Regions from separate parts of the Homo sapiens genome. Here region 2 is linked to region 1. Evidence: chromatin contacts called from ENCODE Hi-C or POLR2A ChIA-PET data. All regions are on one chromosome and are shown on one strand. Each heading gives the region's core, a stretch centred on a gene start or an enhancer-like site at or near the end of the contact. The rest is flanking DNA. Distances are from core to core; before and after follow the strand shown. Region 1 overlaps LINC02086 (long intergenic non-protein coding RNA 2086). Region 2 has its middle 30 kb from the start of HOXB13.

What was found. Hi-C counts contacts between places; a loop is a spot of excess contacts on that map. ChIA-PET counts read pairs that join two places held with the same protein, here RNA polymerase II (POLR2A).
Region 2: a loop to region 1 is called in a map of A673, with 2.5 times the contacts of the local background. The contact joins two enhancer-like sites. A Hi-C loop is called at or near these places in 2 of 168 maps with a recorded cell type or tissue (A673 and endothelial cell of hepatic sinusoid). POLR2A ChIA-PET finds 5 or more read pairs at or near these places in 4 of 52 experiments (A549, BJ, Caco-2 and 1 more).

The regions. Positions count from the first base shown.
Region 1 is chr17:48,670,207-48,676,342 of GRCh38, reverse strand. All of the region lies in intron 3 of LINC02086 (long intergenic non-protein coding RNA 2086), which reads right to left. Among named protein-coding and RNA genes, the nearest start is that of LINC03057, 26 kb to the right of the region's middle. Within about 2 kb of position 4,507, at least 2 of the 41 ENCODE cell types and tissues checked have a DNase peak (open chromatin) inside an H3K27ac peak, as active enhancers do.
Region 2 is chr17:48,755,585-48,761,328 of GRCh38, reverse strand. No RefSeq gene overlaps it. Among named protein-coding and RNA genes, the nearest start is that of HOXB13, 30 kb to the right of the region's middle. Within about 2 kb of position 4,393, at least 3 of the 41 ENCODE cell types and tissues checked have a DNase peak (open chromatin) inside an H3K27ac peak, as active enhancers do.

The DNA of each region.
Region 1 (6,136 bases), core at 3,258-5,757:
GAACCATGGAGCTATCTATGAAGAAAATATCAACTTTTTTCTCTCTCTTTTTTTATTGAGCTATAATTCATATACTATAAAATTCACCATTTACAAATGTATGACTCAGTGTTTTTTAGCAGATTCACAAGGCGGTTCAACAATCACTACTATCCAATTCCAGAACCTGTGCCTGTGTGCAGTCATTTCTCATTACTCCCTACTTCTAGCCCCTGACAACCACAGATCTCAATGAATGTGCCTATCTGAACATTTAATATAAATGGAATCATATAATATATGGCCTTTTGTGACTGGCTTCTTTCACTTAGCATAGTGTTTACAAGGTTCATCCATGCTGTAGCTTGTATCAGTACTTCATTCCTTTTTATGGTAGAATAATATTCCACTGCATGAACAGACCACATTTTGTTTATCCACTCGTCGACTGATAAACACCTGGGTTGTTCCCTGATATGGTTTGGCTCTGTGTCCCCACCCAAACCTCACCTTGAATTGTATTAATCCCACATGTCAAGGGCGGGACCAGGTAGAGGTAATTGGATCATGGGGGTGGTTTCCCCCATGCTGTTCTCATGATAATGAGTGAGTCTCAGGAGATCTGATGGTTTTATAAGCATCTGGCATTTCCCCTGCTTGCACTCACTCCCGTCCTGCCACCCTGTGAAGAAGGTGCCTGTTTCTCCTTTGCTTCCTGCCATGATTGTAAGTTTCCAGAGGTCTCCCCAGCAATGCGGAACTGTGAGTCAATTAAAACCCTTTCCTTTATAAATTACCCAGTCTTAGGCAATTCTTTACAGCAGTGTGAGAATGGACTGATACATTTCCACCTTTTGGTCATTATAAATAATGCTGCTATGAGCATTCATGTATATGTATATGTATCTTTTTTTTTTTTTTTTTGAGACAGAATCTCATTTTATTGGCCAGGCTGGAGTGCAGTGGTACAATTTCGGCTCACTGCAACCTCCACCTCCTGGGTTCAAGCGATTCTCCCATCCTGGCTTCCTGAGTAGCTGGGATTACAGGTGTGCGCCACCACTTCCAGCTAATTTTTGTATTTTTAGTAGAGATAGGGTTTCACCATGTTGGCCAGGCTGGTCTCAAACTCCTGACCTCACGTGATCTGCCCGCCTTGGCCTCCCAAAGTGCTGGGATTACAGGCGTGAGCTACTGCATCCAGCTACACCTTTTTTTTTTTTTTTTTTGAGACAGAGTCTTGCTGTGTTACCCAGGCTGGAGTGCAATGGTATGATCATAGCTCACTGCAGCCTCCAACTCCTCTGCTCAAGCGATCCTCCCACCTCAGCCTCCCCAGTAGCTGGAATTATAGGCATACACCACCACATCCAGCTGATTTTTTATATTTTGTAGAGATAGGATCTCATTATGTTGCTCAGGCTGGTCTCAAATTCCTGGGCTCAAGGGATCCTCCTGCCTTGGCCTCCCCAAGTACTGGGTTTATAGGTGTGAGTCACTGCTCCTGGTCTCATGTACAAGTATATATAATGTTCTCAATTATTTTGGGTATATAGCTAGCAGTGGAATTTCTAGGTCTTACGGTAACTCTATATTGAACTTTTTGAAGACCTCCCAAACCATTTTCCACAGAGGCTGCACCTATTTATATTCCCACTAGTGATTTATGAGGGTTCCAATTTGTCTACATCCTTGCTAATACTAGTTATTGTCTTTTAAACTATAGCCATGCTAGTGGGTTTGAAAGTTTTGATTTGCATTTCCCTAATGGTTAATGATACTGAGTATCTTTTTTTTTTTTTTTTTTTTGATATGGAGTTTTGCTCTTGTTGCCCAGGCTGGAGTGTAGTGGTGCGATCTTGGCTCATTGCAACCTCCACCATCCAGGTTCAAGCAGTTCTCTTGCCTCAGCCTCCTGAGTAGCTGGGATTACAGACATCTGCCACCACACCTGGCTAATTTTTGTATTTTTAGTGGAGGCGAGGTGCCACCATGTTGGCCAGGCTGGTCTCAAACTCTTGACCTCAGGTGATCCACCTGCCTTGGCCTCCCAAAGTGCTAGGATTATAGGCATGAGCCACCATGCCTGGCTGATGCTGACTATCTTTTCATGTGCTTCTTGGCATTTGTATATCTTCTTTGGAGAAATGCTTATTCCAGTCATTTGCCCAAATTTAAATTGGGTTATTTGTCTTTTTATTATTAAATTACAAGAGTTCTTATAGGCTGGATGAGGTGGCTCACTCTAATCCCAACACTTTGGATGGCAGAGGTGGGAGTATCGCTTGAGGCCAAGAGTTCAAGACCATCCTGGGCAACATAGTGAGAGCTCGTCTATAAAAAAAATTTTTTTTAGTTATCCAGGCATGGTGGTGCACACCTACAGTCCCAGCTACTCGGGAGACTGAGGTGACAGGATTGCTTGAGCCCACGAGGTGGAAGCTGCAGTGAGCTATGATGATGCCACTGCACTTTAGGCTGGATGACAGAGCAAGACTCTGTCTCAACAACAACAGAAAAACAGCTCTTCTATCTTCTGGATACAAGATCCTTTCCAGATCTATGATTTGCAAAAATTTTCTCCCATTCCGTGATTTATCTTTTAACTTTGATAGGGCCTTGACACTCAAATTTTTAATTTTGATGAAGTCTAATTGATTTATTTTTTCTTCAGTTGATTGTGCTTTTGGTGTTGTATGTAAGAAACCATTGCTTAATCCAAGGTCATAGAGGTTTACACCTATGTTTTTTCTAAGAGTTTTATAGTTTTAGTTCTTATCTTTAGGTCTTTGATTCGTTTTGAGTTAATTTTTGTAGACAATAAAAGATAGGAGTCCAAATTCATTCTTTTGCATGTGGCTATCCAGATGTCCCAGCACTATTTGTGGGGAAAAAAACTTATTTCCTTATTTAATTGTCTTGATACCTTGACCGTAAACATACAGGTTTATTTCTGGACTCTCAATTCTATTCCATTGATGTACATGTTGATCCTTATGCCAGTACCACATTGTTTTCATTACTGTAGCTTTTGAACTTGGAAAGTGTAAGTTCTCCAACTTTTTTTTTTTTTTTTTTTTGAGACAAGGTCTTGCTCTTTTGCCTAGGCTGGAGTGCAGTGGTGCTATCTTGGCTCACTGCAGCCTCAACCTCCCTGGGCTCAGGTGATCCTCCCACCTCAGCCTCCTGAGTAGCTGGGACCACAGGCGAGCACCACCACACCAGGCTAATTTTTGTATTTTTTTCGTAGAAACTTTTTTTTTTGTAGAAATTTTTTGTATTTTTACCATGTTGCCCAGGCTGGTATTGAACTCTTGGGCTCAAGCAATCCACACGCCTTGGCCTCCCAAAATGCTGGGATTACAAGCATGAGCCACCGCACTGGGCCAAGTTCTCCAACTTTGTTCTTTTTCAAGATTGTTGTGGCTGGATAATATCAACTTTAACATTAACCTTTTTTTCATGCCAGGTGATGAGTACATGGGTGTTTGTTGTATCATTCTCTTCACTTTTCAGTACTAACAATGTATTAATAGAAAGGATGACATCTAGGTGTATAGCAATTAAATGACTTAAATGAGTTAATAAATGTAAAACACAGAAAACTATCTGGCCCCCTCCATACTGTTAGTTGCTGTTGTTGTTATTCTTTTAAGTGAAAATTTTTAAAAGCATCTTTTGCTGCTAGACTATCTGGGTTCAAATACTGGTCCTGTCACTCCCTAATGGTGTGATCTTGGGCCAGTTATCAAACCTTACCAAGTTCTAATCTGTAGAATGTGGATAATAGCCTTAGTCTCAGAGAGTTGTTGTGGGGATTAAATGAGATAAAGACACAATTAAATCAGATAATGGAGATCATAGGAGATGCTTGAACCCAGTAGGTGCTAACCTATTATTTGCCTTCCTACAAGTCTGCAGGGAGCGATCAACTTAGTGAAAAGCCTAGAAATCATTCCACAGGAAGGACATGAAAAAAATGGAGCATGAAGCTGTTTTTAAATATCCAAAAGCCGGATGTGGAAGATCTTTTCTGTGTACCCCAGAGAGTGCCAGGGCTCCTGAATTTCAGGAAGCCATTCTGGCCAATCCTCCCCAGCCCCCACTCTTCTGGGAGCGCCCTTAATGGTCTGTGGTCATCGTGCCAGCACTTGCCAATTTGTAATTATAATTATTTAGGTCTCAGACGCCTCCATCGGTTGGTCCCATTCCATAAATATTTACAAAGCGCTCACTGTCTGCCAGACACTATGTGTGCTAGACCCTGGGGCTCATGGGTGAATGAGACACTGCTGGAATCCTCCAAGTCACAGTCCGGCAGAACGCCAATTGGTGAAAGTTTGAAGGAGCCACATTTCTGCTCCATATAGCCTCTTGCAGTCTCCTCCTACTTCCGTAAAAAGCCTTTAGTTTCAGAACCAAGGCAGCAGCCAGTTCTCCCCAGTAAATTACCAGACCCAAAGAGAGAGTTTCAGAACCGGCAGTCGAAGCGCTTCCTGGCAGAGGTCCCGGGCCTGGAAACACTCGGCTTTCTGAGCGAGGAGCACCCTCTAGTGTCTGTCCACGGTAAGGCGGGTCCAACGTAAAACCTTTCAAAGATCCCTATTTATTGCAAAGAATTTCTTTCCTTATTTGAGCGCTGCTCATGGCTAAGCTGCTTTCAGGTCTCCGCTGTAAGACAACAACATTGACAGTTTAAAAAATAATAAATAGGTCGGGCGCGGTGGCTCACGCCTGTAATCCCAGCACTGTGGGAGGCCGAGGCGGGCGGATCACGAGGTCAGGAGATCGAGACCAACCTGGCTAACACGGTGAAACCCCATCTCTACTAAAAATACAAAAAATTAGCCGGGAGTGGTGGCAGGCGCCTGTAGTCCCAGCTACTCGGGAGGCTGAGTCAGGAGAATGGCGTGAACCAGGGAGGCGGAGCTTGCAGTGAGCCACTGCACTCCAGCCTGGGCGACAGAGCAAGACTCCGTCACTAAATACATAGTTAAATAAATAAATAAATAAATAAATAAATAAATAAATAAAAATAGTTGCCAACATCTTTTGAGCACTTACTATGTGCCAGGCCTTGTGTTAATTTGTCTTACATGGCTTACCCAGAGGCAGTTACTATTAAGATGATGATGTCCCAGATATTGATAAAGAAACTGAGGCAGGTGGGGCAGCCAGCTCAAGCGGTCAGACTCCATAACCATGCGCTTAATTTTTTGGTTTACTGTCAAAGAGAAGCAACAACCATGGGCAATACCAAGATAGTTCTAGTCAAATTTCTCCTGATTATTTGGGAGAACTGTAATTTAACTAAATCCAGCAGATTTATGTCAAAATATCAAATATGGAATGATGATGAGCCTTTCTCATGTTCATACTGAAGGGAATAGAAAGAAAAAAATCTAGACTAGGGTTTTCAAACTGTGGGTTGAACTTATTGATGAGTTGGATAAACAATTTAGTGGATTTTTACTAGCACTATAGAAATTGAAATAGCCGGGCGAGGTGGCTCATGTCTGCAATCCCGGTACTTTGGGAGGAGGCCAAGGTGGGCAGATTGCTTGAGCTCAAGAGCTCAAGACCAGCCTGGGCAACATGGCGAAACCCCATCCCTACAAAAACAACAACAACAAAAAATTAGCTGGGCATGGTGGTGTGTGCCTGTAGTCCCAGCTACTTGGGGGGCAGAGGTGGAAGGACTGCTTGAGCCCAGGAAGTTGAGGCTTCAGTAAGCCGTGTTTGCACCAGTGCACTCCAGCTTGGGTGAAAGAGAATGACCATGAAAAAAAAGAAAAAGAAAAAGAAAGAAACAGAGAGAGAAAGAAGAAGGAAAGAAAGAAAGAAAAAGAAGAAAGAAAGAAACTGAAATACACTCATGTGCCATTTAACAAGAGGGAAACATTCTGAGAAATGCATTGCTAGGCGACTTTATCATTGTGATAACATCAGAGTATACTTACACAAACCTAGATGGTATAACCCACTAGACACCTAAGTTATATGGTGTAGCCTGTCGCTCCTAGGCTACAGACTCATCCAGCATGATGAGTACTGTATACTGAATGCTGTAGGCAACTGTAACACAGTGGTGTTTGTGTATCTAAACATAGAAATGGTACAGTGAAAATACGGTATTATAATCTTTTTTATCTTTAAG
Region 2 (5,744 bases), core at 3,144-5,643, 85 kb before region 1:
ACGTCATCCCCATGTCAGCCTGGTTTTCAAGGATCCCGGGATAGCGTTCTTTTCTTTTTAGTAAATAGTCAAGGCCCACCTGGATGGCAAAAGAAGCCAAGGCCTGGTTATCCCAGCAGACAAGTAAAAGCTTAATTGCCATCTCAACCTCCACAAGCCCATTCCTGACGCCATTCGGAAGGCTCAAAACAGACTGATGTGAGGCCACTTTTCCCATTGTTCTCATCAGGTTGTCAGAGATCATAGCCTGGCCCAAGCAAAAGATGTAAGACTTGCTGAAAAGGGGCTTCCTGGAATCTCTACATCTCTCCCCTTTTCTTCCTGGTCACGAGTTCCAGCCAGTCGAGATTCCTGAGCTGATAAAAAGGAAGTATCTTAATAAGACGATGCCAGAATTATTTGGCTGTCTGTGGGACATGTGGTGCCAGCACCTTTGCTCCTAGAGACAGGACATGCAATCTGTGCAGTTGCACAGGGTCCTGCACTTAGAAGAGCCCTGTATTTGCCACCATATTGAAATTCTGAATCATTTTTGAACAAGGAACTCTGCGTTTTCATTTTTTAGTGGACCTGCCAAATTTTGTAGCACATCCTGTCTAGAGGCTTTAACAGCTCAAGGTTATCCAACGAGAAGGCACAATATCAGGCTGCCTTCCCAGCCCCACCCACCTCCTGTCTGTTCACTCATAGGGCTGTGCAGAGCACAGTGCTTCTGTGAGACAGAAAAATGCTGTGGCAGTTCCTGCTCCCAAAGAGTGTGCAGTGGAGGAAGGCGGGTCCACAGATAACTAGCCTGAGTTAAGTGCCACTAAAAAAGAGTGTCAGTAGACGAGAAGGAAACACCCTCACACCTAGCTGGGAGGACCAAGTCCACTTCATTGGAGGAGGTGATATTTGAGGTGGCAGGAAAAGACAAATAGGATTTTATTATTTTTATTTTTTAAGATGGAGTGTCATTCTGTCGCCAGGGTGGAGTGCAGTGGCATGATCTCAGCTCACTGCAACCTCTGCCTCCTGGGTTCAAGCTATTCTCCTGCCTCAGCCTCCTGAGTAGCTGGGATTACAGGCGCCCGCCACCATGCCCAGCTAATTTTTGTATTTTTAGTAGAGACAGTTTTCACCATGTTGGCCAGGATGGTCTCGATTTCTTGACTTTGTGATCCTCCCACCTCAGCCTCCCAAAGTGCTGGGATTACAGGCGTGAGCCACCGCACCAGGCTGATAAATAGGATTTTAAAAGGTGGATATAAGATATGGACTGAGGTATAGAGGCCTGGAAGAAACTAAAAACCCTGAACATGATCAAGAGGTAAGGTCTAGGCTGGGCGTGGTGGCTCACGCTTGTAATCCCAGTACTTTGGGAGGCCGAGGTGGGTGAATCACCTGAGGTCAGGAGTTTGAGACCAGCTTGGCCAACATGGCAAAACCCCATCTCTACAAAAAATACAAAAATTAGCCAAGTGTGGTGGCACGCGCCTGTAATCCCAGCTACTCGGGAGGCTTAGGCAGGAGAATTGCTTGAACCCAGGAGACAGAGTTGGCAGTGATCCAAGATCATGCTGCTGCACTCCAGCCAGGGCAACAAGAGTGAAACTCCGTCTCAAAACAAAAACAAAAACAAAAACAAAAAAGTAAGGTCTAGTCCAGTTTGGCTGGATCAGAAAGGAAATTGGGAGATGAAGATGGAAAGATAGATTAAGAGACCATATTGGAAACCCAGTGACCCTTTGTTTATATTGCCATTATTGCACTCCTCATGATAATGAATTTGTGCAGCTGTCTGTCCACTGGAATGTACCATGTCTCTACATCTTTATATTCTCTGCTTTTAGTTTAGTACCTAGGACATAATAGGAATTCAGTAAATATTTGCTGAATGAATAAATATTGCAGAGGATCTAAACTGTTATCCTGGGTAGTGTTTACCTAATTCAGCAGGCAGTGGGAAACTGCTGAAGGTTTTTGAGTAGGAGATTTTATTTAGTGTTAGGAAGATGAATCTAGTAGTAGATGGTGGAGTGGCTTGGCAAGGGGAGGGACCCAAAGGTGGGAGAGGGCTTGGGAGTCTCATACAGTGGTCCAGGATTCAAGCCCTTGCAGCCTCTATCAGGATGGCTGGCTGGGGGAGAGAAAAGGAGGCAGATATACCTCAATAAGCTGGAAGAAAAAAAAAGAGGCAAGTGAGAAAAATATCGTAGAGCTGGGACTTAGCAGCTGACTGTGTGGCAGAGGATAAAGGAACAATAAAGAAGGCTTCAAAGGAACTGAGTCCGCTGAAAGAAATTGGGAACATTAGGAGAAGGAGCTTTGGGAGGATAGAGATCAAGGTATCTGTTCATAAAGCAGTTGGATGAACTCCTGTCCCCAGACAGATTTATGAAAGCAACACTGAAGGAAAAGTTTCCAAGTGCAAAAGTGACGTTTCTGAAGACCAAGTTGTTAAAAATAGCCATCTTGGATGGGGCAGGTTCTCTCATCTCCAGGCTCAGAGATATCTGGGCAATTGTAAAGACCTGTGGTTCTCCCTAGACTTTATTAGTCACTTTGGAGCAAGGGGGAGGTAAACTTGGATTTAAAAAGCTCTGCCTGGCCGAGCGCAGTGGCTCACACCTGTAATCCCAGCACTTTGGGAAGTCGAGGCAGGCGGATCACCTGAGGTTGGGAGTTCGAGACCAGCCTGACCAATATGGAGACACCCCATCTCTACTAAAAATACAAACTTAGCCGGGTGTGATGGCAGGCACCTGTAATCCCAGCTACTCGGGAGGCTGAGGCAGGAGAATCGCTTGAGGCAGAGGTTGCGGTGAGCCAAGATCGCGCCATTGCCCTCCAGCCTGGGCAACAAGAGTGAAACTCCATCTCAAAATAAATAAATAAATAAATAAATAAATAAATAAATAAATAAATAACTTAAATAAAATAAAAATAAAAAGCTGTGCCAGGGAGTTCTGATGCTTAGTCAGGTTTGGGAACCACTTGCCTGGCTTACCCCACACTGGATTAGGCCGCCTCAGACAGCATGGGTAACTCTTACTAGCCTTAAAAGGGTGACTTCAGGCCGAGTGTGTGGCTCACACCTGTAATTCCAGCACTTTGGGAGACTGAGGTGGGAGGATGCTCAAGGAGTTTGAGACTAGCTTAGGCAACATAGAGACTCCGTCTCTACCAAACAACAACAGCAACAAAATTTGCCAGGCATGGTGTTGCACACCTATAGTCCCAGCTACTCGGGAGACTGAGGTGGGAGGATTGCTTGAGCTCAGGAGGCTGAGGCTACAGTGAGCTATGATTGTGCCACTGCACTCCAGCCTGGGTGACAGAGGGAGACCCTGTTTTAAAAAAAAGTGAGTTTAGATTCCAGCTTTCCTTCCACCCTGGCAGAGAGTGTAAGCAAGGCAGACCGGCAGCTGTTGTAGGCTCCCTCCCCACACTCATCCTGTATGATTACATGAACTGAATGTAATCATTCACAACCCTTGCCTTTACAGCTGGCATGTCACTTAGCTTAATTACAGCATGCAGTGGTATTTCAATTCGAGGAATCTAAAAAAGCAATAAAATGAGTTTTGCAAATTGTTAGGAAGGCAATGAAGACCTTGAAACTGCAATTTACTAAGCATTGCTTTCAATTATTTTGCATTCTCCAGCCATGACTGTAAGTTATTCACTAGCAGCCTGGAAAGCCAAGCAGGTAGTGTGTCATGTGGAGGGGATTTCATGTCTTCTGAATGCACACTGTGCTGGGGAGGTGGCTGGAGGTTCTGGGAGTTGCCTTGGCTATGGGAGGGGATGTGATTATTCTGAGCACATGTTCTTCCCATCAGGCACCTGATAATCATGTTTCCTCCAAGACTCTCCTCCAAGACTCTCCAACCGTGGGCTCTGGCTGGTGTGGGGTGACCTTCAGCAAGGGGCTCCCTTCCCCTTTACTCCCGCTATCTACTACTGTCCTCAGAAAGCATGAGGAAAGAAGTGTGGAAAGCAAAGCAAGTCCTTTAAAGATCTAGGGTTAGTGCCTGTTTTTTCTGGCTCTCTGTCTCATTTCTTTTCCTGGCGTACTTCCTGATTCATCTTAGTCCTTGAGTATGTACTTCTTGGGGAGCCATTTGAAAGGGAAAGTCTGTGGCCTCTTTTCACCACCCTGCTTTCTCAAGCATAGGAGTCTTGTGACAATGATAATAAAATAGGACCCCATCCATCTGAGAAAGGGGAAGCAGCAGCAGCAGGAAGTCTCAGCCAGCATGATAAGCAGGAGCAGAATGCCAGCTGCCTTAGCAGCCATGCCAGGCGGGAGAGCAAACACCTAAATCCTGTTGGCAAAGCCAGCAAGACACCATCACGCTGTGGCCAAAGCAAACAGGAGCTGAGACAGGCCCACTGTAATGGATTCTCACTTCCTCCTGGATCTGGCAGAGGGTGAGACTAAGCCAGCTGAACCCACGTGACAGGGCATCAAGTAGCCATGGGGATGCTCATACCCATCCCTGGGCTGGGCCCAAGCTGGACCCTTGCCTTCTTTGCCACGGTCTCTTTTCTTTTCTTTTTTTCTCTTTTCCTTTCTTCCTCATTCTTTCTTTTTTTTTTTACGGGGTCTTGCTTTGTCACCCAGGCTGGAGTGCAGTGTCTAGATCATGGTTCACTGCAGCATTGACCTCCTGGGCTCAGTGATCCTCCCAACTCTCCCCACTGAGGAGCTGGGACTACAGGCATGCACCACCATGTCTGGCTAATTTTATTTTATTTTATTTTATTTTATTTTATTTTATTTTATTTTATTTTTAAGATATAGAGTCTCACTATGTTGCTGAGGCTGGTCTCAAACTCCTGGTCTCAAGGGATCTTCCTGCCTCAGCCTCCTAAAGCGCTAGTATTACAGGCATGATCCAAGCCACCTTGCCTGGCCCCACAGTCTCCTTTCAATTTGGTCCAGGCCAAGGAAAGGCTGATAATGAAAAACCATCGTCACATATATTATGTGGTTGATTCTTCACAGCAGTTCTGTGAGATCAATATTATCCTCATCTTATAGATGTGAACACTGAGGCTTGGGGATATCAAGGACACAGAGCCAGGCCTTAGTCTCAGGCCTCTGACTCAGTGTCTGCTGCCGATCTCATTTCCTCCACCCTTCCACCTCTCCACCCCAAACTCTCCATGTCAATTCCCACAGTCCCTTCATGGGCTGAGCTCCCACAGTCTAAATGGGACTTGAGTTCTTTTTTTTCCATTTCGTAGTTGAGAAGCAAAGACTCCAGAGTGGGGGTGGGGCTGGGGGTATTTTTTGTTTCTAAACCAGAAAACAGCTAGTTGACGTACTTGATTCTGTCTACCACACCCACCAACATGACTGGAGGTCCAGTGAGAAGTATATGTTTACAAATATTTTCAATCACTTTTCTATATCAGCAGCATCCCCCTCTGTTATTAAAACGTGAAAGATCTGAATCAAGACCTCTTGTTTTTAATGCCATAATTTGGTTGTGCTTGGACATAGCCTGAATAGACCCCCTTATGACCTGAAGCTTCTTGGTGTCTCTAGGGCCCAATGTACCATGGAAATTCATATCCCTCACCACCTAGTTTGGAAATTTATATTTATTAATGGAGAAATGCACAGTAGCTATATTCATATCTAAATGAAAGACTGGGCTTCTATTGAGAGAAGAAAAAGCGCTGTTGGATAGGACATTCCCTTCTGGTTCTCCATTTCCCAGCCGATTTGCTGATTATTGAAATGATTTCTC